3 separate regions of the Mus musculus genome follow, and all the other regions are linked to region 1. The links are chromatin loops, found by intact Hi-C in ENCODE. Cell type or tissue: heart. All regions are shown on one strand.

Region 1 (8,000 bases):
GCTATTTGGTTCACCTTCTCTCCTTCCCCACACTGGAGGATAAAACTAAAACAAGCCTGGGGAGACGCCTCAGTGGATAAAGCATTTGCCACACAAGCATCAGGGCCTGGGTTTGAACCCCTAGGTCCCACATCAAGCCAGGTGCTGCACTGTGTGGGTGCCTGTATTCCAGTCCTGTAGTCCCAGTGTTTCTACTGCAAGATGGAAGGCAGACACAGGAAAACCTCTGAAAGCTTGTGGGTCATCCTAACATAGGCAGAAGCAAAATAAGAGACCCTGACTCAAAGGTGTACGGTGGGGACCTCTGACATCCACACAAGCACTGTGGTGAGAATACACACACACACACACACACACACACACACATCTTGATGGCAGGATGGGGGAGGGGCAGAGGGAATGCACGATTAAGGAGTGAGAAAACACATGAACTGAACACATTGTCCCAAATTGCAAGGTGAACCTCTCCCTGTGTACTCTGACCCTTGGCCAACACTGGAGGTTCAAGGCCAAGACCCAAGAGTTCTCTGTGAATCAGCCTAACTCCATGCTCACACAGGCCATACAAACGGAGGCATGGGAGGACAGAGGGCTGTGCATGAATTCCAACACTGTGATCTTACTTTGGGAAGACACGATCTCTACATTCATAACTCCTTCATTTAAAAAATAGGCAACAGATGCCTCAATTGTATTTCAAGGTAAAGTGTTCACACCCGAGTATCTGTGAAACTGAGCTGTAAGCCTTTCGTGGGGGGAGGCACCCCACGTTGGTGGGGTTTGCTGTGAACAGTGACTTTGGAAAACATCCTGGGATTTCAGCACACAGAGGCCTTCAGCTTGACCAGGTGTCCGACATGCAAACTGACTACCGTTCCACGACAAATTTAGGTGCCACAAATGTGTCTTCCGTTTCGCTGTCAACTAAGGGAGAGCCACCAGGACTGAAGGAGTAAGCCCGACATCCTGACATGCAAAGAAAAAAGTTAGGGAAAGACTTCCTGGAGGGACCATCCTTTAAGGAGAGGAACCAGACCACCTGCACCTAAAAACACGGGGAGAGCATATGTTCGGAGTTACAGGAAAATGATGTAACAAATACTTAAACGTTGCACAGTGAATCCTGAGATCCTTCCAGAACAATGTTTCAGAAGCAAAGATGCTCAGTCAGCCACATCCTCTAGTTCCCACACGTGGTCCCTCTGAGCTATCTGTGGCTCAGGCTGGACTGCTTCCCTATTAAGAAGTGAGCTATTCAGCGCAGCAGCAACATTCAAAAGCCTATGGAGCTGGGGTCCTCAACCTTCCTAATGCTGCGACCCTTTATGGTATGGTGTTCCTCCACCCCCAACCGTAACGTTATTTTATTGCTACTTCATAACTGCAATTTTGCTACTGCTATGAATTATAGTAACAAATGTCTGATATGCAGGATATCTGATATGTGACCCCTGTAAAAGGGTGTCCGACACCTCCCCACTGGGGTCACGACCCACAGGTTGAGAAACACTGCTTTAGAGGCTCCTGGAAAGCTGTCCCTGAGCAGAGTTGCCCATCAGCAGTCACCTGCTGTGTCGCGCAATCACCCCCACTATTATTCCACCAAAGCTCTGGGGCCTGCCTCTAAGATTTTCATTAAGACAAAGCAAGACGAACCTGGAGCACTGCTCCTGCTTCAGGACCTTTGGACTTTCGCCTCTCTGCCTAAAGTCTCTTCCTTGTGCTCTAAGGATACCTGCTTCCAAGTGACCACACTACTGACAATCTCAGCCCCACCCCCAACCCACCCCCACCCCCACCCCCACCCCCACCCCCACCCCAGACTCAACAGATGGACTACCCTTAGCCAGCTCTGGGCTTAGATGGGAGATGGTAGAAAGGCCTCCGAGAGAAAGTATCCTTAAAACAGAAACCTCCAGGTGGTGAAAAAGCCAGCCATGGAAGACAGTCATCGGAAGACATACTGAAGAACTACAGACTGGCACTGACCAACTGACACTCCTTTACTCCCAATTCCCAGCTAGAGACAGTGTCACCTGGCCTGAGTGGACCTCTCTAGCCTTAGCTCCCCCGGGCCCTCCTCTCCACTCCAGGTCACAATCAAACCATTCCCCACCTGCCACCATCCCTTGGTTCCCCACCTGCCTGACCAGAATGTCTTCTGCCACATACCACCTCACTCCCTAAGTCCCCGCAGGACACACAGAACACAGGCCTGGCCCTGGGACCCAGAGATAAAAAAGCCGAGGCAGGACTCTTCCCTCAGGGGTCCCCAGGGACATCTGATGGGTGCAAAGAGGTAGAGACTCAAAGCAGAACAACAAAGGCCCTTCAGACTCTATCTTCACAATCAAGGGAAGAGAAAAACAGCAAGAGAAAGCTTGGGTGCAAGATCAGACTATAATCTCTTCACAACAAATTAGAGAAATGAGGAGACAGACAGTAAGCGATGGTCATATGTACGGGACTTCTCCAGACTCTGGGGCAGGACGGTGTTTCAGGCCCACAAACCACACAGCAGGGACTGTCGTTTCAGGTGAGCTACACAGAAGACAAACAAGAGCAGAGGGAGGCTGCTACCTGTCCTCCAGAGCCTCAGGGCCTGGGAGGGGCTTCCCAGGGGTTCTGGAATTCATTCTGTCACTCACAAGCCTGCTGTGCACTGTGCACGGTTTAACTCGTTCTCAATTTCCCTTGCTGTTTTCAAACGTGGTTGCTCGTTTGGGATTTTTTTTCCTCTCTCCGGAAAGTATAATAAAGCTGGACGGCCAACGGCCACTCACAGGTGTACGCTTCCAAGCAGACAAGGCTTGCTCAGGAAGGGGGAGGTTTCTAACGCCAGCGCCTAACCCAGAAAAGTCGCTTACTTAAACTGAAAGTGGAGCAGAGCAATAGCCCCCTGAGCCTCTCCTCCCGCTGCATGCCAGCTGGAACAGCCACCGCGGGCACCAAGGTGGTGCTGACCTCACCAGACCCATCTCCCTGTCACATCACAAGCACAAAACATTCCTCCAAGTTCAATGTCGGGTTATCGAAAGCAGAAAGTGACACCCTGGCTTCACCCTTGCCTAAGCCTGACCCAGACTGCAATCAGGCACAAAACATTGCGCATATACAGCCCCCAGGATAAGCCAAAGGCACGGGGTCACCATATTTTCCGTCAGCTGTGACTCCCAAGCAGAAGCACGGGCGTCCCTAATTTGTTCAAAGCTGAGTCTGCAAAAAAACCACGGGGCCTCTGGGAACATGGAAATCAGGTGAGGTTGTTTGTCCGCCCAGCAGAGACTAATGGGGACACGGCCACAGCGGTCACTTTCCCATTTACTAGTCAGTGGAAACAGCTCTCCAACTTTTTTTTTAAACTTTCTTACTATCTCTGAATCTTGGCGTAATAAACGGAGACTGCCTCCTTACTTCCCCGCGTGCTGACCCTGGAGTGTGCCCCTACTGAGCTGCGCAGCACCCGGCCTGCCTGAAGCGTGGCTGTGAAGGCTCATTGGCTTCGACCCGAGCGGTGACCGCACATAAAGCTGGCTGGTCGCCGCGCGGGCCACTAGGAAAAGCACGTAAAAAGCCAGGGCGGTTTAGGTAATGAAAGGAACTGTAGCTTCCAAATCCTAATCCAACGTGTTAGGCAAAGACAGCGGGAGAGGCAGAGCGGACAAATGCGGATGGGGGTAGGAAAATGTCCCCTGAAAGTGAGTAGAGACCATTGCCTACCTGGTGCCTGGGGAAAGGTAACAGTCAGAGGGGCACTGAGTGGAAGGGACACCACACACACACACACACACACACACACACACACACACACACACACATCTCAGATGTCACCACATTTCCAGCGCGGAGAATTCTTCCTCTGGGGAGAATTCGGGGATACCGGGGCGGTAAAGGGTCCTGGATGAAGTAGGAAGCCGGGCTGGACCATCTCTGCCCGCTCGGCAAATGGGGTCCCAATTGCCTCACAGGAAGGAAAGGGTGCTCTGAGCGGCAGTTGATCCAGGATTGGAGTGACAAGGAAATGCGGGCAAGGGAGAAGAGCGGAGGGAACCCAAACCCTGTCGGGACTTACCCGGCCGTTGCGGTCAGTCTCCCGTACCTCCTCGGAACTCGGCCCGCGCCGCACTAGCGCCCGCAGCAACCCCACGTCGTTGGCGCAGGCGGCGCGCAGGAGGGTCGCCGCCTCAGGGACGCCCTCCGGGACGCTCTCCGCGCTCACCGAGCCGTACTCTTCCTCGCCTCCGGGAGGGTAGAAGGAATCGTCCGATGCGATGCTGCGGGTGTCCGGCAGACTAGAGAAGTCTTCGTACTCCTCGTAGTCCGCTGGGTCTTCTCCTGTCTGCTCGCTACGGGGTGGCGTCGGCGACTGCGGGGACAAGCAGCGTGTCCCGCCGCCCTCCGGCCCGGGCCCAGCCAGCAGCACCATGCTGGAGGCCAAGGCGCGGGCCGGGGGCTGGGGCTCGAATTAGGGGACACGAAAACGGGGCGCGCCCGGAGGTCACCGACCCTTGGCCCCTGCGTTCGCAGAAGAGCAGGAGCCCCGCGCGCTCCAGCCTGGCAGAAAGCAGCTCCAGGCGGCTGCGCTCCCGGTGCAAAGTCACTGGCGACTGGAGAAAAGCCCCTTGGGTGGGAGGAGCCGCCGGGGGCTTTCCCTGCCCCGCCGGGCGGGGTGAAAGCGAGGCAGCGGGCGGGGCGCCTTCCCGGTTAGAGTCCCGGGAGCATCAGAGATCCTCTCCAAACCGTGCCACCACCACACGGCCACTTTGTCCCGAGCAGGGAAAGGCTTGTTCGGGAGATCCTGAAGCTGTAACTCGAGAGGCTGAAAGCTAGCGTGAGGGACAGCAGGCGCCCCGCCCCGCCAAGGGCTGCTCCCTGGGGGCCCGGGCGGAGATGGAGTCCGGAGACGCCAAAGGCTAAGCAAGTTTCCAGCGTCGGAAAGTACCCGCACCAGGAGGCTCGCCCCTTTCCCACTCCCCACTGAGGACCGTAATCCGCCCCAGGGCCGAAGGAGAGGGGCAGCCGCAAGACCGTCACCTCTCGGGCAGTCCTAGTTCTGACCAGTTGCAGTCCTGGGACTCCCTGAAAACTCTCTTGGAGAGTGGAAAAGCGTCCGCTCGGGGCGAATGGTGGAGCTGTCCACTTAGGAGGAAATTCCATCTTGGGGAGAACCTGTCCTAGTGACGATCCTGATCCAAATAAGGACCCGAGGCTGATTTGGGGAGAGAGGGGCTAACTTGAAAGGAAGACAGGGTCTGCAGAGTCTCCAAGTCACCCAAGCCGGCTGTGACTGGCAGGTTGATAGGAAAAAAATCTTAGGGAGATGGAAAAGTGATCAGGAACCGCAGGGAGGATGACGGGGTGAAGAGAGACAGCACCTGGTCAGAGCCGTGAGAGGGCTCTACTCTCCCCAACTCCTGACTATTGTCACTTGGCAGAGGGGAGAGGGTGGTAACGGGTCATGGAAGATGAACCAGAGAAGGCTGGAGACCGACCAGCTTTGATCCCAGGACTAGAAACAAACATTTCGGAAATCGAGATTACTGGCCATGTTGAGTTGTCGGAAGTGTGTGGATGAATTTATCACTTGGAGCCCCCCTCACTATAAAGAGGAGGAGGTGGCATGGCCCTGTTCTAGAGGAAAACTTGTATATCCCAGCTGTGTCTCATGAGGCAGCAAGAAACCCCTCACTTCTCTCTCACCCCACTGCCTCCTCTTCATTTCTACCCATCCTGACAGCGAGCCTACCAGGCACGTCAGCCCGTGGGAGGCCCAAAGGGGAACACGACTAAGATCCTGGAGACAAGACACAAGGACCTGGATGTGGGTGGGCAAGCCAAAGGGCATAGTGGGAAACCTCGTGCAGTATACTCCAAATGGGCACTGGAGCCGGCAGGCAGTGATGGCACAAGCCTTTAATCCCAGCAATTGGGAGGCAGGGGCAAGCGGATTTCTGAGTTCGAGGCCAGCCTGGTCTACAGAGTGAGTTCCAGGACAGCCAGGGCTGTCTCAAAACAAAACACAACAAAAAAACAAACAAACAAACCACCAACAACAACAACAACAAAAAACAGGCACTGCAGGCTGAAAGACTTTCCAGAGTTCTAGGGTGCCTAGAGCCACCCGCACTGGGCCAGTCACACTGAGGTTGTGGGAGGATCTGGTGTACCGGGGCTTTCTTTCTGAAAACCAAAATCCCCCCACTCCCAAGCACTGTTCAACTTCTCTCGCCATCTGTAACTGTCCACAGCTGCATAAATTCCCGCTGGGAATTTCCCTTTCCAGGTCAGCTTCTGTTACAGGGACCCAGGGGATTTACAAGGGACAGTTGCTCCCTAAACCGTGTGTGCTACAGCGAAGGTGGCAAGGTGGCGGCAAGGGCTGGCTGGCCTCACTGAGAGGAGTCTCAGTGTGGCAGAGGGTTGCGTTAAAATCTGAATCCATCACCAGAATCCTCAACCCCATGGGACGGCTTCGGGGGACAGAGCTGTTTCTCAGGATGGGGGAGGAGCTGTCCTGAAGCCAGCTCTAGCTTATCTTCACGGATGGGAGGAGAATGCTTATTTATCTACTTCCCTTTTTCTTTCTTTCTCAGAAGTTTAGGTCCAAATAGCACCGAGAATCATTTGCCATTTAAAGATAAACACGAACGGAACCGGGTATAACTCTGCAGCCTGCCTAGGGTATAGGTTTAGTCCCCAGCACTGGAAGAGCAGCAGGTATAAATAAATAGCTCCGAAGGAGTTCTAAGAGGGTTTGTTTGTTTGTCTGTCTGTTTGCCCTGTCCCCAGCCCTACCTCATCGTTAAAAGCATATTTTTATTCAGCCTGGCAGACACTGCGCCAGTAATCCCAAGGCACCGAAGAGAAGACATTTTAGTGTTCAGCTACTCAGCAAACGTGAAGCCAGCCTGGGCTACAGTAAGACTCAGTCTCAAAAACAATTGCGTGTATGTGTATGATATTCGCACACTCCTTTCCCACAGCAGTAGTAGGTCTCTCACCTTTGAGAAGGGGAAGAAGAGAAACAAAAATCAAAATGAGGCATATGCATGTCCATAGAGGGAAAGAAAGAAAGATTTAATCTTTTGGTTTTTTATTTTTTGGAAATCTGATACTATTATGTGAACAGAATCTATGTGACAAGGAGACAACATCTTACCAAAGCATCAGATAGACAAAGGCTCATTTTTAAATCAATATCATTGTGAGAAGTTGTGTCTATTCAATGAATTATCTATATGTTTTAAAGGTGATATGTCTATAATATATACGTGTCACTTTGTCCACATGGTTTAATAATTTGTCTTTACAACAGTAAAGTATTTTTATTTTCAGCACTACCTTGGGTACGCTTCTGCATCAGGCTTCTCAGAGTTAATATTGCTAGGCTGGTGGGATGGCTCAGTGGAGGCCCTTGCCTTGCCTCTAAGTCTAACAACCTGGGCTTAATTCCTGGAACACACATGGTGAAAGAAAATAACCAACTCCAGAAAGTTGTACTCTGACCTCTACATAAGCACACGGGTGGACACACATACACACACACACACACACACACACACACACACACACACAAGTGCAAAAGTAAAGTGTAAAGCCAGGCACGCCAATGCTCACCTGATTGCTGCGTGTTCAAACTGAAATGGGAGCAGGGGAGGGGACCAATATTGAACAGCTCACAACAATTCGTAACTTCCGTTCCAAGGAATCCGACACCCTCTTCTTCGCTCTGTGGACATTGCTCTCCTGAGCACAAACTCACAAGCGCACACACACTTCAAAATAAAAAAAAAAAATCTTTGGGACCAAGACGTAGCTCAGAGGTTAGGAGCACTTGCTGCTCTTGCAGAGGACTGGGGTTTGGTTCCTAGTGCCCATGTGGTGACTCACGGTCATTTTGTAATTTCAGTTGTGAATCTGGCATCCTCTTCTGATCTCCTCAGGCACCAGGCCTACATATGCTGCTTACACATACAGACATGCAGACAAAACACTCATAC
Region 2 (8,000 bases), 80 kb after region 1:
GTGAGGATCTCACACACGTTCTTCATGGCCGTGTTCAGGGTCTGGACAGGGAGAGGGAATGAAGATGGGACACAGTCAGTCTTGGAGTCACAGAGATACCAAGCCAACACCAGAGACAGAAACGCAAGTGTGCTCTGTAAACACTCTTCCGAGTGTGTTCTCCACCTAAGTGAAGGTCAAGTGGATACATAGCTCCCACCACATACAGCAAGAAGGATGGTTTGACCAGGATACAACAGAGCAGATACAGTGATTCACAGATGCTACACAGAAATGGGAATGACTGTCACAGACAAGATAAGCATATTATCTTGAATCATCAGCTCCTCCACGTGGTTCTGGGTTTGGAGTCTAGGGCCATTTAACCATGACCTTCAGTCAGTGCAGAAACAGACTCTTTGCCATGCCAAAGGACACAGGGAACTAGTGCCCACCTGAGCTGCCCCTGAAGAGAGCACGGTTGGCAGGAAAGATGGCCCCGTGCATCTGCCAATGTCCCTGCCACCCAGTCATCAACATCACTCATACTGAAGGCTTTAGGACTCTGTCAGGCCCAGGAAACTCCTCTATGACCTGTGAACCTCTGTCAGACCTGTCTACTGCTTGGCTCCCCAAGATGGCAACCTAACTCCACCTGCACCCCACCTTCCACCTGCAACTTGACCACTATCCTCAGCATACTCTCAAAGTCCATGCACAGGTCTCTGGTCTTTCTTGGAGGCCTGCAGAATAGCAACTAATGGACCGGGAACAAGGTTGCAGAGAAGCACTGTATGGCCAAGCCTCAAACACTTCCCTCTTACTTAATTAACCCTTGTTGAAAAAGAAAAAAGTCTATAATAGATTTCTACCTAAAAGATATACGGGAACCAAATTCCTTTCCTTTCTACTCTTCTGAGATAGCATAATGTCTTAGCTAGGGTTTCTATGCTGTGATTAAAACATGATCAAAAGAAACTTGGAGGAAGCTGGGCATGGTGGCACACGCCTTTAATCCCAGCACTCAGGAGGCAGAGGCAGGCGGATTTCTGAGTTCGAGGCCGGCCTGGTCTACAAAGTGAGTTCCAGGATAGCCAGGGCTATACAGAGAAACCCTGTCTCCAAAAACCAAAAAAAAAAAAAAAAAAAAAAAAAAAAAAAAAGAAAAGAAAAGAAAAAAAGAAACTTGGAGGAAAAGATTTCTTTTGTTTTGCTTACATTCCAAAGGAGTCAGGGCCAGGGTGGGGGACCTGGAGGCAGCTATTGACACAAAGGCATGAAGAGTTACAAGCTTGCATGCTCCTTCCAAGGCCTGCACCCCACAGCTTGCTCAGTTTGCTTTCTTATAGCATGTAGGAACCACCAGTCCAGGGATGGCACTGCCACAGTGAGGTGGCCCTCCCATATCTGTCATTGAGAAACTGCACGAGGGGCCAATCTAGTGAGGGCCTTTTCTCAGGTGAGGTTCCCTTGCCCAAAGTGACTGTAGCTGGCATTAAGCTGATGTAAACTAACCAGCATAAGTCACAACAATGAGCTTGCTGCTAGCTGCAGACATCCCAGGATTTGAAGATTTAAAGTTGCTTTGGGTGATGTGGTGGCTGTTGTCAGCTTGACCATATCTGGAATTAACTAAAACCTAAGTGTTGGGTATGACTCTGAGGAAGTTTTCTTCTTCTTAATTAAATCATTTGAAGTGAGAATACTGGCTTTTAATCCGGATCTTTTGAGGTGGGAAGACACCACCTTCAGCTGGAAGCCTACAGGAGGATATGGAAGAGGAAAGCTGGGCCTCTCTCTGCCTGCTTGCTCTTGCTCTAGCTGGCAAGCCTGTTCCTTCAATGGCATTAGAGCCTACTTCTTTTGGATTCTACAGTATAGTGAAGACCAGTGGAAACAGCCAACTTTATGGACTGAATACCTACTGGATTTGGACTTTCCATTGGTAGACAGCCATTTTTGTTTTGTTCCTCCAGTGAACCTCAATTAGTTTGATTATAATGGCTCCTGAGAGAAGTTTGAAGGCACACGAGCATAGGGTGGGCAGAAACCAACAAATGCAGAGCTTAGAATGGTCTAGGTGCCAGTTCTGCAGCGTCCAGGGGACACATCAAGAACAGGCAATAAGCCACCACCCCGTTCTTGCATGGCACTTGATCCTCAGCTGTTGGTGCCATTTTGGGAGCTTCTGGGACCGTTAGGAGGGGACTGAGCTAGAGGAAGTGGGTTTCTTTTTTTTTTTTTTTTTTTTTTAAGACACATTCCATATTTTATTTACATTTTAAGACTAACTTTCATCTCAAAATCACATATCCATACACCTATTTCCTTTTTGTTGACTTCACTTAAAACATCTAAGCATGTTTTACTAAACAAAGACTGTAAACAAATTATTATGTCTGTTACATGTAACAAACGGGAACAGCTTTTAACAGAAATTCAAAACCCCAACACCTTTTATTATAAATACAGGTATCAAAACAATCCTGAACCTATGTTTGTACTAATAGTAGTCAGCACCCACACCGCTTCAAGAATTAACACAATTGTTGACTAGTCATTGTATCTGCTACTTTAAACAATTCCAACTGCAGCTCTAAATATGATAAAGCATGCCATTTCTGTTCTTCCTTCTTGAGACTTTACTTTCCAGAAAAACAAATGTTTCCATGGCCACATGACACTCTTTTGTCATGCTTTTGTCTTGAAAGCCTGAACTCCATTTTGAGTACTTCAGGTTCATGTTTAAATGACAGTGCTTTAATAGAAAGAAAAATTGTGCTGCACGTCTCTTGTTACCTGAAAACATAATAGGTGTACATATATTAAATATATTCTTACAACTGTCCAGGTCATGTTTACAAGCTGCAATTCTTTTACTTATTGTGTGGGTGTTGTGCATGGTGATATTTAATCAAGACATTAACATGAGGAGAAGGTTGCTGATTTAAGACAAGTTTGAGATCCACTAAAGTTAGTTGTTGTACGTCTGTCCTTCTGGAGGCTGTGGAAGCTTCATATTTTCTTTGGACATCATAAGACGTCTTAGCTCTTGAAGTATGACTTTAATGCTATAGGAATTTTGCCATTTTGCTAATACTGGTATGCTCCGTGCATCCACCATTCCACTGGAATTATTGATCCCATTCATATTAATTTTTGTTACAAATCTAACTGATGGAGGAGCTTCTGGGTATTTAGATCCACATTCTACTTTCAGGCTATATATTCTGTTTTCATAGTTTGTCCTTGGTGGCCCAATAATCATGCCTGTCCACCTTGTAAGTGTCATGTCTTCATCATCTTCAAGGCCCCAGCTAACAGTACCATCACCTACTCCTTTTTGTCCTTCTTCAAGTTCTTCCAACAAGCGAAAATTACGAGGAACTTTAACTCCTGTGGAGACCGCCATCTTCTCCTGCTACCGGAAGTGGGTTTCTGAGAGGACTTACTTTGCGCTAGAAATGCCACGGAAGCCACCATGCCTTGCCTGCCACGATGGTGCAGCATCTCAAGCCGTGAGCCAGTATCTGTCTTTGTACCCTTTTCTTGTTTCCTGACAGGCGATGGGATAGCAATAAGGGCATCCAACACACCTACCAGCTCACTTCTTCATTTCTCCTTTTGGATGCAGTTTTTAGAATGCAGAAATCCAGAACTCCCTTGCCATCCCTCCTGTGTGCTTGTGCATGTCCAGGCCACCGATCCCCCTGCAACGCAGGCTCCACAAGTGGATCTGCACAGGCAGCCGTGCTGTCAGTGTACTAGCTAGCGGCTCTGCTGGGCTCGGGTACCTCCCTGCCCACACAGCCCATGCTGAAACATGAAACAGAGCCTATGTGGTACTGGGCACCTAAGAGACTCAAGCTACACGGTCAGTGCCAAAGAAGACTTAGGCTAGGGGACAGGACCAGTGTGACCAGTGTGCTCTTTGGTGCACATTTGTTTGCTAACAACAAAGTAGCATGGAATAAAACAGGACCTCAGTTTTGACGTAACCATGGCAGACGAAGGGCCTTCCTTTACAAAATGGCACCACCTAGTGTTGCTTGCTGTACATAGCTTGGACTTGTTTTTATGACTTAGATGAACCCAAAATCATGAATTATCCTGTTCTTTCTTGTTAAGAGCAAATTGCCACACTTATTTTTAGAGGCATAAACTGTCAGCACTAACCCCGAATGTTAGATATTAATTCTATGCTAATGTAATGCTAACTTCAGAGTTCCTGAGGAGCAACCTGACAGAGTTTCTCTAAAGATCACGTTTGCCTTGCTGGTCTTTCCAAGGAATAGGTCCCTGGGCAGCACAGCCCCTGTGAGGCCACCAGCCTGACACTTGCCTTCTCTGAAGGGACAGGGTTTTCTCTGCCTGAGCCCAAGCTACAGAAGATTCAGTCACCTGGCCAACCAAGGCCAACCAAGGCCAACCAAGGCCAACCAAGGCCAACCAAGGCCATGCATGAGCTACAGCAAAGGCACCGCAACACCACTCGGGATGAAGTTCTAGGATACAGCTGTTTAGCTGCCCCATCATACAGGACCAGCTCTGGGGGTGTGCTTCTCAGGGCTTCTGGGAAAGCATGAGTTTAAGGCAAAGAACCAGAGGAAGCAGAGAGATGGCTGGCAGGATGGCACGGAAGAGGGCACTGCAGCTGGGGGTTTACTGTCAACATCTCAGTGCCGTTGGACGCAGTCACTCTTCACAAAGAAAAAAGGAACTCACACATGGATAGACATTATAGGAAGAAGGGACAGGAGCTCGCTCAGTGGTTGAGAGCATTCACTGCCCTCCCAGAGGGCCTGAGTTAGAGACAGTTCTCCATCTAGAGACTAACAGGAGATCCAGCACCCTACTGTTAAAGAATGAACCATGAGCCGGGCGTGGTGGCGCACGCCTTTAATCCCAGCACTCGGGAGGCAGAGGCAGGTGGATTTCTGAGTCCGAGGCCAGCCTGGTCTACAAAGTGAGTTCCAGGACAGCCAGGGCTATACAGAGAAACCCTGTCTCAAAAAACAAAACAAAACAAAAAAGAATGAACCATGAAGGATTATGAGTTATGTACAGTTTTGTACTCAGAACTGTAAAGATTGAAGAAGCAATATAAAATATGTATCCAGACAGGGGGGAAAAAGCCTGCTTCTCCTTTTGAAGAACCATGCAATCACCATCATGCTCTCTTATTCCTCAATTGTTGGAGTTATATTGTAGTGACAGTAGCATTACACTACATCTACTAGTTATTAATACTGGATTATAAGTCAAAATGTCATGGAATTTTATGTTTCTTACCACAGACAAAGAAAACTGTTACCAGCTTTCAAAATTACATTGTCCGATAAAAGAACTCATTGGTAGACCCCATTTGAAAACCGAAATACATTCCAAGTGCATCCACGTTTTCTCTACTCTTAACATCGTTGGAATTGTGGTTTTGAATCACATAACTGAAGTCCGGGGAAACAACATTAGTTAATACTATAATCAGCACGTTTTCTGACATGTAACCACACAGATCATGACATAACAATACTAAGAGGCCATCTGTAGGTACGTACCCTGCCCAGGGAGCTGCATCCGAGCGCTAAAAACTTGATCCACTCTATTTTGTCCTCACATGGATCCAGCTCCAGGATCGTTCTGAGCTTTTCTACTGGCAGGCACAAATTTTTCCACTTCTTCTCAAGATCTGCTAACTCCACATATTGCTTGTGGCTACACTGTTTAGAAAACACAATATGACACACTCAGTGTATGTCGACATCCCAGGAAACCAGAAAGATGCTTCTGAAGACATAACTCACAACAAGTGACCATCATAGAAGGAGAGTTGGGCAGGGACCCAGGCAGGGGAAGGGCATGGCAGGAAGGGCAGCTAGGTGGATCTTAGCATCATTTCAAAAGAGAAGAGGCTACAGGGTGGTTCAGTGGGGAAAGAGCTTGCCACTCAAACACCCACCTAAAAGCTGGGTGTGGTGGCATAGACTTTAGAATCTGGGGTCCAGTTCTTGGGGTTTGCTGGCCCATTGTGCTCTAGGTGTCACCACTCAGTGGCAAGGCTGCCAATGGCAAAATGGCCCTGTAGAAGCTGTTAAAAATGGTGGCTCCTGTCAAAAATGGCAGCACCGCCACATCTCCTCAGCCTGCAGTTGTCACAGGATCTGCACGACATTTCCAGATTGAGGGTTGATGGGATTTCAAGTCCTGAGCTTGGGAGGCTCAGGGACTGGGGGTTCATCACCTTCCCTACCAGAGCAGGAGCTACCCCTGAAGAGCTGTCCACGGTGACTGTACCTTTCCTGCTGCCACCTACTCAGGTCCTGAGGAGCTGTGCCTGAGGGTGCCTGAGGGTAGTGACACCTTTTTTCTTGCCTCAGCCTTCTGCCTTGGTGAAACACCACTGCAGGAGCTATCTCTCAGGAGCTGTCCACAGAGGCAGCACCTCCTCTCCAGCCCCACCCTGCAGCAGCCCCACAGAGATGGCGCCTCAGCAAAAATTAGCTTCAGCAGGGAAGGACTTTCCACCCTGACCCATGGGCCTGATGCAGGGAAAAGGGGGTGGGAAAAAAGCCACCAATCCCTGAGCAGGAAAATCAGCTCCTCCTCAGCTCAGCTGGGGATCCCCTTCCCCTGGGAGCTGCAGCAGGAGGCTTCCTCTCAGAGCTGTGTGGTTCCTGGGCTCCGTGTTTCTGGATGCCCTTCTCTTGGGACACTGTCCCACCTCAGTGCTGGGTGGTTCCTTAGCCCCTGTGTCTCCAGATGCCCTTCCACTGGGACACCTTCTCCCCTCAGAGCTGTGTGGTTCCTGGGCTTCCGAGTCCCAGGATACCCTCCCACCTGAGCAGAAACACTTACAGCAGGTTTAGTTAAAGACAAAAAAATAAGGTGGAGAATAAATCAGAAAAAAATATGAGTTGACTTCTGGCAAAAAAACACACACACCACACACTTGTGCACACACATGTACAGGAAATCCAGTGTGTGTGTGTATGTGTATGTGCGTGCGCGCGCGCACACACACACACACACATGAAAGTAAGGGATTACTTAAAGGGAAACGGGAGGGGAGGGGGGAGGGGAGGGGGATGGGAAGGGGGAGGGGAAGGGGGAGGGAGGGGGATGAGAAGGGGGAGGGGAGGGGGAGGGGAAGGGGGAGGGGAAGGGGAGGGGAGGGGGAGGGGAAGGGGGAGGGGAAGGGGGAGGGAGGGGGAAGGGGGAGGAGGGGAGAGAGGGGTATGCAGACATGGAGCACACGCTCCCTACCGTCCAGAATATTTCCCAGTACAAGCCTAACTTTGAAACTAGAGCAATGCCCACCTGTAATGCTACCACTCAGGATGCTGAGTTAGGAGGGTCACCTCGAGTTTGAGGATATCTGGGACTATATAACAAGTTATCTGTTTCTCAAAAAAAAAAAAAACATGAAACAATTTGTGGTGGTTTGTTGAACTCTGGTTTACACACACACACACACACACACACACACACACACCTTCAATGTACATTCACAAAATAAAAGTAAAATCTATGCATGAAAAGCTAGCTCTTGGGGTTCTTTCCAAGAAACAAAGTCGGATGTGAATGTGGCAGGACAGGCCTGGGGACAGAGGGCAGGTATCTGTTTCAAGAGTCACAGCATGGGAACAGGAGCGTGTGCAGTTAAGAGGCTCACCCACCTGCTTGTGCAGGACTTTCAGGAGTCCCTGGGTCAGGCCTGTGTCAGTCTTCTGTGTGGCCACAGGCATTTCAATTCTGTCCTTTACAGGAAGTGGGTCTCCTCTGGACAGGGCTGAAAAATACCTGGAATGAGAGATATCACTGAAGAGCATCAGCACGCAGGCCACACCCAAGGCTGCCTAACACCGCAGCAGATGCGGGGGGGCCGGGGGGGGGGCTCCCAAAGCCAGCTGACCACACCGAAGTCCTGGGACCTTGACTGAGCAACCCCCTTGAACTTCACTGTGCACTCTGGTTTCTCTGCCTGCAAAGCAGACATGCTGATTGCTATTTGAGGGTCCTGG
Region 3 (8,000 bases), 52 kb after region 1:
TGCTGATCAGAGAGTGAAGACCTGAGAGAACAGAACAGGGCCACCCCCACCCCAACTCCAGCTGCTATTGAATTCAAATGTTAACTGGGGAACGTGCTGACAGCCAAGCAGATGATCTCTTGCTGCTTGCGCATCCTTCTGAAGACTCCTTGTTTCTCTGAAAACGGCTGATGTCAGGTCCTGCACAAAGGTCCCGCCTCTGCTCCAAGGAATTCAGGCACAAAGTCCAGAAACCATGGAAAGGAAAGAGCAGACACGGGGATAAAGAGGCTACAAGATACAACCAGATGACTCTCCTTTTCATCTCTTCAGTTAAACCATAGCTAGATTCGGGGGTGGGGGGTGGGGGCTGTGGGGTGGGCAGGGGGCAGCGACTCAGTGATAGAGCACTTGCTTAGCTTGCACAAAGCCCCAGGGTTCAGTGCCTAGCCTGTAGGGGGGTGGGGGTGGGGGGAGGAGAGGAGAGAGAGAGAGAAAGAGAGAGAGAGAGGGAGAGAGAGGAGTTGTGAACTCAAGGGCAGCACTGAGACCTGGGTTGTAGCTTAATGGTAGAGCTCTTGCTCGCCATATGCAAGGTCCTGTGTTCAGTCCCCAGCACTTGGGGGAGGGTGGCTGGGAGAAGTATGGGGGAGGGGTGTAAAGAGATACTCTGTGGGAAGATGGATCCCTCACTGTCAGGAGCATCATCCAGCCTCGAGTGGGAGAAAGATGAGCTCCCATCAACCCTCTCACTGCAGGCTGCTTACAGCCTATTGTGAGACTCCAAAATCAGAGGAAATGGCCTCAGCCAACAGCCATGCCCAGCTCTTCCTGTTTCAGAGACAGCCGGACTGGAATGACAGCGTTAGCCAGAAGCTGATGGCCCCAAGGGCATCCATCAAAGGATGAAACTTAGTCCTCTCCACTTCAAGACGCAACAGTGAGCCTTTACTTGCCTAACCCAGACCCCAGTTACTCAGAATCTTGTTAGCTGGTTGAGGTGGGTAACCACACTAAACACCACGCTCAGAGACCAATCTGAAATGTTGCAATAACATAACAACTCTGGGGTCTTCCTGGGTGCTGCCATCTGCCTGAGTGAGGACAGCTGTCCCTCATTGTTACATTCCTAACACCTCACATCTCCACCCCAGTTCCTGGTCACACACAAGGCACGGGCTTATTGTGGGTATCACAGAGGAAAAGACAGTCGCTTCTTAAAAGATGGCTTTAGGAACAGGGACTGGCCAGGTGGCGGCAACAGAGCCGAGGAAAAGGGTATGCCTACCTGGAGTGTCCTGGGCTGCCGAGTCAAAGCACCACATATGGTGGATTAAACAGAGGAGCTTGCCGGCACAGTCCTCACGCACTGAAAGTTTGAAACCTGCAAGGGAGGATCCTCTAGTGTGGTCTCTGTGAACCCAGACAACTGGCTAACTAACTAACTAACTAACAGTATTATAAGCATCACTGGTTATTGAGCAATACCCACATATTGTGTTCAACATTTATGGTGGTGTGCTGGCTAGTTTTATGTCAACTTGACACAAGCTAGAGTTACCTGAAACAAACAAACCTGTGAGAGGAAATGCCTCCATGAGATCCAGCTGTAAGGCACTTTTTAAAAATTAGTGATTGAATGGGGAAGGACCCAGCCCATTGTGGGTGGTGCCTTCCCTGGGCTGGTGGTTCAGGGCTTTATAAGAAAGCAGGCTGAGCAAGCCATGGAGAGCAAACCAGTGAGCAGTATCCCTCCATGTCCTCTGCATCAGCTCCTGCCTCCAGTTTCCTACTCTGAGTCCCTGTCCCGATTTCATTCAGTGATGGACGACAGTGTGCAAGCGTAAGCCAAGTAAATCTTTCCTCAAGTTGCTTTTGACCATGGTGTTTCATTCCAACAACAGAAACCCTAAGACAGGTAGACATTCATTTTATAAGACCGCTTTCAACCTATATTTCTGTTTCTAAGAAATAGTTATCAACACACACACACACCATACACACTCACTACTCTTGGGTCAGGGTCATGGAAGAGTATATAATTTAAGATTAGAGCTAGGCATTGGCTTAAATTGTAAAAGCTGCTTACATGGGAAATCCAGAGCAAGTTCTCTTAAAAGCAGTTGAAACAGACAGGCACACAGTAGGATAGCAATCTTAAGCCATGAGTGACCTTAAGGTGTGTTATTAACTCTAGCTGTGAGGTCCAGCAAAAGTTCCAGTCTTCTAGAAAGTAAGAAATGTTCTTCTCGTGACGTGTTGCTGCAGTAACATCCCTGGTCAGAGGAAAAGGTCCTGAGTAATGTTTCTGGCCCCCGAGGAAAGACACTACGTTCTGAATACTTAGGTCATTAATAGCTAAAGAAACCTTCTAAGATGACTATCGGGCCAAAGAATTCAAGTAGAGAGCAATGGTATACTCCTGCCCTCTCATTTAAATAACAAATGGGTCTGTCAATCACCTGGACAGGAAAAGAGTCTTCAGAAAAGCTGTCTGTTTTAGGGATTTTAAGAAATAGTTTAATGACGCCCTAAAATGTAGGCAGGCACAGTGGTGTATCTGTCCATTGTCTAAGCCTTTGCTTTGTGTTGTCGCAAGCCCCAAGTTCCCCGTGGACCTCATATGAATTCTTTCAGTGAAGATTACAAAGACCAGAGATGTCTAGGAAGTCTAGAGCAAAATCTCCATGAGAATGGCGACAGAATCTTGGTCATCTAAGGACCAGCTACAGTCTCCAGCAACTAAAGCATTGTTTGGCATGGGAAACAGGGGATGGGGAGGAACCAGTGTCCATCCTCATTGCTAGCTTAAGCCGGCATGTGGGTCCACAAGGAAGCCTGTTCCCCTCCACTCTCTCAGGCACCCAAAGTGGGACCCCCACTGGGATAAGTGAGATCCCAGAACCAACTGAAAGAAGATATGCTCTCACCTCCTATGGCTCCAACACAAGTTCTCTGTGTGTCCACAGTGTGAACTCAAGAGCTAGGACTGGCCCAGGCTCAAGCAGATCTCCCTGCCAGGCTGGCTCACCCACCCCCTCCCCTGTGAGTCTCACTGTAACCATGTGGGTCGGCCATCTTGCTGGCGTCCATGCTCCTGGCTGACGGATTTTTATCTTGTCTGTCCTCCAGCCTGGTTGACTCTAAACTCTACTCCACGCCTGCAAAATCGATCTGCATCCTCCCCCACCCCCCACCCCCGCTAAGACCCCTTGGACCCACCACAGGGGGAGGAGCTTACAGAGATAGCTGCAGAGTCTGCCTCTCCCCTCATCCCTCCACAGAGCCCTGCTCTTTTCTCTCCCAGCAGGAGAGTGCGGGCTGCCTAGGAACAAACCCTGTAGTTTGGAAGTCGAGCAGTGCTCTTTTGGTTTATTTATCTTCCTGAAGCTTTGTCTATTTTGGGTCTCACATATTCTGAGAAGGCTTGAGCTGTTACCCTTGCTCAGGGTGGGGTAGGAGTGCTTGTCTTAAGCCAAGTTGAGAAACATTTCTCAGGCTTTCGTAGGCTCGCCCAGCACCAGGGCAGTCTCACCTGGCTGCCTGCCGAGTAATCGCTGCAGACCATCTGGGCCAGGCCCTCCCCACGGCCATATCTGTTGTTCTCAAAAAAGAAAGAACACTTCCCTTTCCTGTAGAGAAGTTCTGTTCTGGGTAGAGCAGGGCTTCTCCTCACAGCATGCCATCGCCCGCTCCATCACTCCACCCAAGTCGCACGGCAGTCATGTGATCCAGGCCCGCCTGTGTCATGGCATACTTGTTCCTGACAGGACTGATTGCTCCAGTGTGCACATGTGGCTGAAGCTAGCCCACTCGTGCTCTGTGGAGCTGCTCACGTTGAGTCCGAATGGAGTCTGAGGGATTTGTAAACTCAGTAAGTACACCCCGTCTCAGGCTGTACCAGCCTGATTTTCTACTATTCAGAGGTTTCCTGAACACCGGCGGAAGGAGCAGTGCCCACCTCAGACAAGCCCCAGATCAAAGTCGGAGCCTGAGGAAGTCTTCACTTCCTTCTGAAGCCTGTTCCAGTCCTAAAGGCCCCAGACTTGGAGCTCCGCGGAGTCCTACATCATTCTGCTCTCAGTCTGAACTGCTTTGAACTTGATTTGTCATTTGTCACTAAAAAGGTTCTAAAAGATCCCCATCCTGGAAGTCTTTCAGTGGCTGCCATGGTGGAGTCAGCATCTTAGCCTCTCAATGTAGCTCCAAGCCCCGCGTTTCCTCAGTGGAAACAGAGCTCCTGCCCTTGATCTTCAAAGGTGCAGGTTCCTGCTGGGCTCTTCCCGCCCCTTGCTCCCTCTGGATGCCGCTGCAGCTGGGCAGCTGCACTATTCCGTGTGAGTCAGGCAATCAGCTGCCTCTGTTTTCATCGCTTCATCGTCAGCCTGGGAGCCTCTAGTTAAAGCAGTTTTGCAACCCAGAATGTCTCTGATTAATAATATTCACAGAGCCTTCAAACTCACCTGGAGGCTTGTGAACTCAGTGTCTGTGAACATACGGTGCTGTAGTAAAGGTGGAGTTAAAAAAAAAATCGTCAGAAGGCAGTGGCTGGAGACGGTTCAGTAGGTTTCAAAAGGAATACTTACTCCTTTTGCAGAGGACTAGACTTAGTTCCTGACACCCACAACAGGCAGTTCACAGCTCCATCTCCGTGGGATATGATGCCCTCTGCTGGCCGCCATGGCCAACTGCACGTATGCAAGCCCACATATGCGCGCGGCACACACAGACACACAATTTAAAAACTAAAAAAAAAAAAAAAGAAGAAGAAGGAGAAGGAGAAGAAGAAGAAAAAGAAAACAGACCTAAAAAAAAAATCTTTTCAGAAGTGGAAGGATGCTGAGCAATTTGTATAGAGGCAACACTGAACTGCTTCAATCTCTGCTCACTTGACATCATACTAGCATAGCATCATGCATATGCTAGTATTTCTCTTTTTTAATAAAATATTTTATTTATTATTATAAATAAGTACACTGTAGCTGTCTTCAGACACACCAGAAGAGGGCATCAGATCTCATTACAGATGGTTGTAAGCCACCATGTGGTTGCTGGGATTTGAACTCAGGACCTTCGGAAGAGCAGTCAGTGCTCTTAACCACTGAGCCATCTCTCCAGCCCGCTAGTATTTCTAAAACAGTAGAATCTGGCAAAGTTTTTTTTTTTCAAAACATCTTTTAAGCCACATTTTCAACAGTTTTTTTTCAGTATATTTATTACTTAAAAACTTAATTTTTATAAAATGTAAGTGAACTGCAGCAACATTTTACCACATTGGGAAAAATAAAAATAAAAGCAAATAATACATTAATAATAAAATAAAAAAAAGTAAAAACAATAATTCCAGCTGGGCAATTGTGGCACACACTTTTAATCCCAGCACTTAGAAGGCAGAGGCAGGTGGATCTTGTGAGTTCAAAGCCAGCCTGGTCTACAGAGCAAGAGCTAGGACAGCCAGGGCTACACAGAGAAATCCTGTCTCAAAAAACCAGTAATAATAATAATTCCATTGATAATTTTAAAGGAAAATCCTGACCAGCCCAAGCAATCCTAAAGAGAAAGATTGCAGCTAGAGGTATCACAAAACCTGACTTCAAGTTGTATTACAGTGCTGTAGGGTCGATGCTAGCCTGGTCTTGGCATTGAAAACAGGTCAACCAATGGAACAGTTTGCATTGCCCTGACTACTAGGGATGTTGAACACTTTGAAGAATAGTTATTGGCTATTTTTACTTCTTCGTGTTTTGCATTTGCTCCTTTGTTGATCTGTAGTATTGTTCCCTTCATGTTTGGGCTAGGGCTGTTTGTTCTGCCTGTTAGCCCTCTGTCTGAAGTACAGATATCAAGAGACTCCTATCCTAGGCTGTGGGTTCTACTGATCATTTCTTCTGCTATGCAGAGAACTTTTAAGGCAAGGCAGTCTCACCTGCTGCTTCTTGGAGCTATTTTGAGATACCAGCTAACTCCAGTCAAAATGGCTATTGTCAAGAAGTCTGACAACAAATGACAGAGAGGGTATGGAGGGGAAGAAACCTTTACTTATTGGTGCTGGGAGTACCCACTACTACAGAAATACAGAAGTCAGTTTGGAGATTGCTCAAAAAAGTTAAAAACAGAACTACCACATGGACACAGCCATTCCATACCCTACTGTAGAGGTATTGGCACATTCATGTTTATTGCTGCTGTAGTAACAAGAGCAAGAAATGGAACCAGAAAGATATCCATCAAGAGATGAATAGATAATAGAAATGTACATGTACACATTGGGATAGCACCCAACTGTGTATACTCAACTATGAAAAACAATGAAGTCGTGAAACTGCTAGGAGGAATGAGTGGACCTAGGAAGGATAACGTAAGTGAGGTGACCTACACTCAGAAAGACAAAAATCCCATGCTCTCCCTCATAGGCAGAGCCTAGCCTGTAATGTATACACATAGCTGAGAAAATGGGTATAAGTCTAACTACTTAGAAAGGAGGCCAGTATTGGCAGTATTAGATGATGAGTGTAGGATACATGACTCACGAATGGGATACCAAGCTAATGTGTTCTCTTTTCTACTCCATTATACATGTTTCTCCTTCGTGGTAATCATGTGGGAGTCAGACTTGAACTGATAGCAAGAATCCAGAACACACTGGGAAAGGCACACATCTTTGAAATTGCAAAACCTGCCCCCCCGTGACACGTGTCCTCCAGCAAGTCCATAACTCCTAAACCTATCCAAATATTGCTGTGAACCAGGGGCCCAGTGTCTGAATGCCCAAGAGTATGGGGACAACTCTTTAACACCACCACACCCTCTGACAGGCCAGCTGGACTTTAATAGATGCTTCCACTACTGTCATCTAAATGGACTGCTCTAGGCTTGCAAGTCAGATACCAAGAAAGAGAAACCGTTCAACTATGCAAGGAGACTCAATGTTCCTCGTGCTGATTTAAACATTATTTAATGTTATATTTATTGATTGATTGTGTGCATGTGTGTTCCCATACCTCAGCATGTGTGTGGAGGTCAGGGGACAACTCAGGAGTCTGGGCTCTTCTTCCACCACGTGGGTTCCAGGAGTCAAACTCAGGCTGTCAGGCTTGGTAACAAGTGTCTTGACCCTCTGAACCTTCTGCCTGTTCCTCACTGAGCTTCTGGGTGGCAGAGCTATCTACAGACATCAGTAGAGAAAACAACATATCCCTGGACACTCGCTTCTTCCTTCTGCCTGCCCTTTGCCCTGTGACACCATCTTTATTTTCCTTGAGGATCCCCTGATCCCCCACGGAATACTAACAAACCAAACAAAAAACAAACAACAAACAAACAAACAAACAAACAAGTGGTCAGATTCCAAGTTGTGCTCTAAGAGCAACCTGTCATTCTGTAAAGCCCACTGAGGATGGAAGCTGTGTTCTCTAGCCTAGTGCTATGGCTCTGACATGATTTGTGCCCCTCAAAGAACTGGGGGGAAGTAGTTATGTGGGGGGCATGCTCTGAAAATATGTTGGGACTCTGGACCCTTATGTCCCCCACCCCCTCTCCTCCCATTTCTCCTTAGATCTCTCCAGTTCCTTCCTGGCCACTGTCACTCCTACCATAGTGACTCGAATGAGCCCTGAAACTGTAAGCCCAAACAAACATTTGCTCTCCTGTGTAAAAACTTTGTTTCAGCGACCAGAAAGTGAGTGAGAAAAGAACTTGTGAGTTGGCACTGTGGGATGTTCTAGAACAGTCTACTGACTTCAGTGCATGCGTGACTCATGACAGGCAAATTCTACATTTTTAATGAGCTGGGATCGATGTGCAGGTTTGAAGTAAAGACAATAGCCACAGACAATCCCACAGACCAACCAAATTTGAAGAATCCTTCCTCAAAACTCTCTTTCTAGATAATTCTAGATTGTGTCAAGTTAACAATAAAAAGCTAACCATCCCAGAGGAGTCTAGGGATTTTTCTAAATCAAAAAGGTGGCGATGGATACTTTTGCCTGAAGCTACCTGCAACTTTCATAATGGTGCTGTAT

What was found. A loop is a pair of places that touch in the nucleus more often than their neighbours do. Peaks named below come from ENCODE experiments on the same cell type or tissue, not always from the same donor. Only the 100,000 strongest peaks of a DNase experiment are listed, where the experiment ranks them.
Region 2: it touches region 1 in a loop (4-fold over the local background); 7 of 42 quality-filtered maps call a loop at or near these places.
Region 3: a loop joins it to region 1, with 2.6 times the contacts of the local background. A loop is called at or near these places in 12 of 42 quality-filtered maps.

The regions. Positions count from the first base shown.
Region 1 is chr15:31,362,967-31,370,966 of GRCm38, forward strand. It overlaps Ankrd33b (ankyrin repeat domain 33B), which reads right to left and starts at 4,793. Exons shown (of 4, transcript NM_001164441.1): 1 at 4,073-4,793. The coding sequence starts at 4,426. In heart, no CTCF peak of the experiment used is centred here; DNase peaks (open chromatin) are centred at 3,075, 3,575, 4,735 and 6,375; H3K4me3 peaks cover 3,704 bases; H3K27ac peaks cover 1,689 bases; H3K27me3 peaks cover 4,316 bases.
Region 2 is chr15:31,443,427-31,451,426 of GRCm38, forward strand. It overlaps Ropn1l (ropporin 1-like), which reads right to left. Exons shown (of 5, transcript NM_145852.2): 2 at 7,656-7,779; 3 at 5,538-5,699; 4 at 1-41. It also overlaps the pseudogene Gm6361. Among named protein-coding and RNA genes, the nearest start is that of Gm49208, 6.2 kb to the right of the region's middle. In heart, a CTCF peak has its summit at 4,032 (motif pointing left); a DNase peak (open chromatin) is centred at 6,615.
Region 3 is chr15:31,414,595-31,422,594 of GRCm38, forward strand. No RefSeq gene overlaps it. Among named protein-coding and RNA genes, the nearest start is that of Gm41286, 9.9 kb to the left of the region's middle. In heart, CTCF peaks have their summits at 4,648 (motif pointing left) and 4,848; DNase peaks (open chromatin) are centred at 3,157 and 3,637; H3K4me3 peaks cover 1,077 bases; H3K27ac peaks cover 1,826 bases.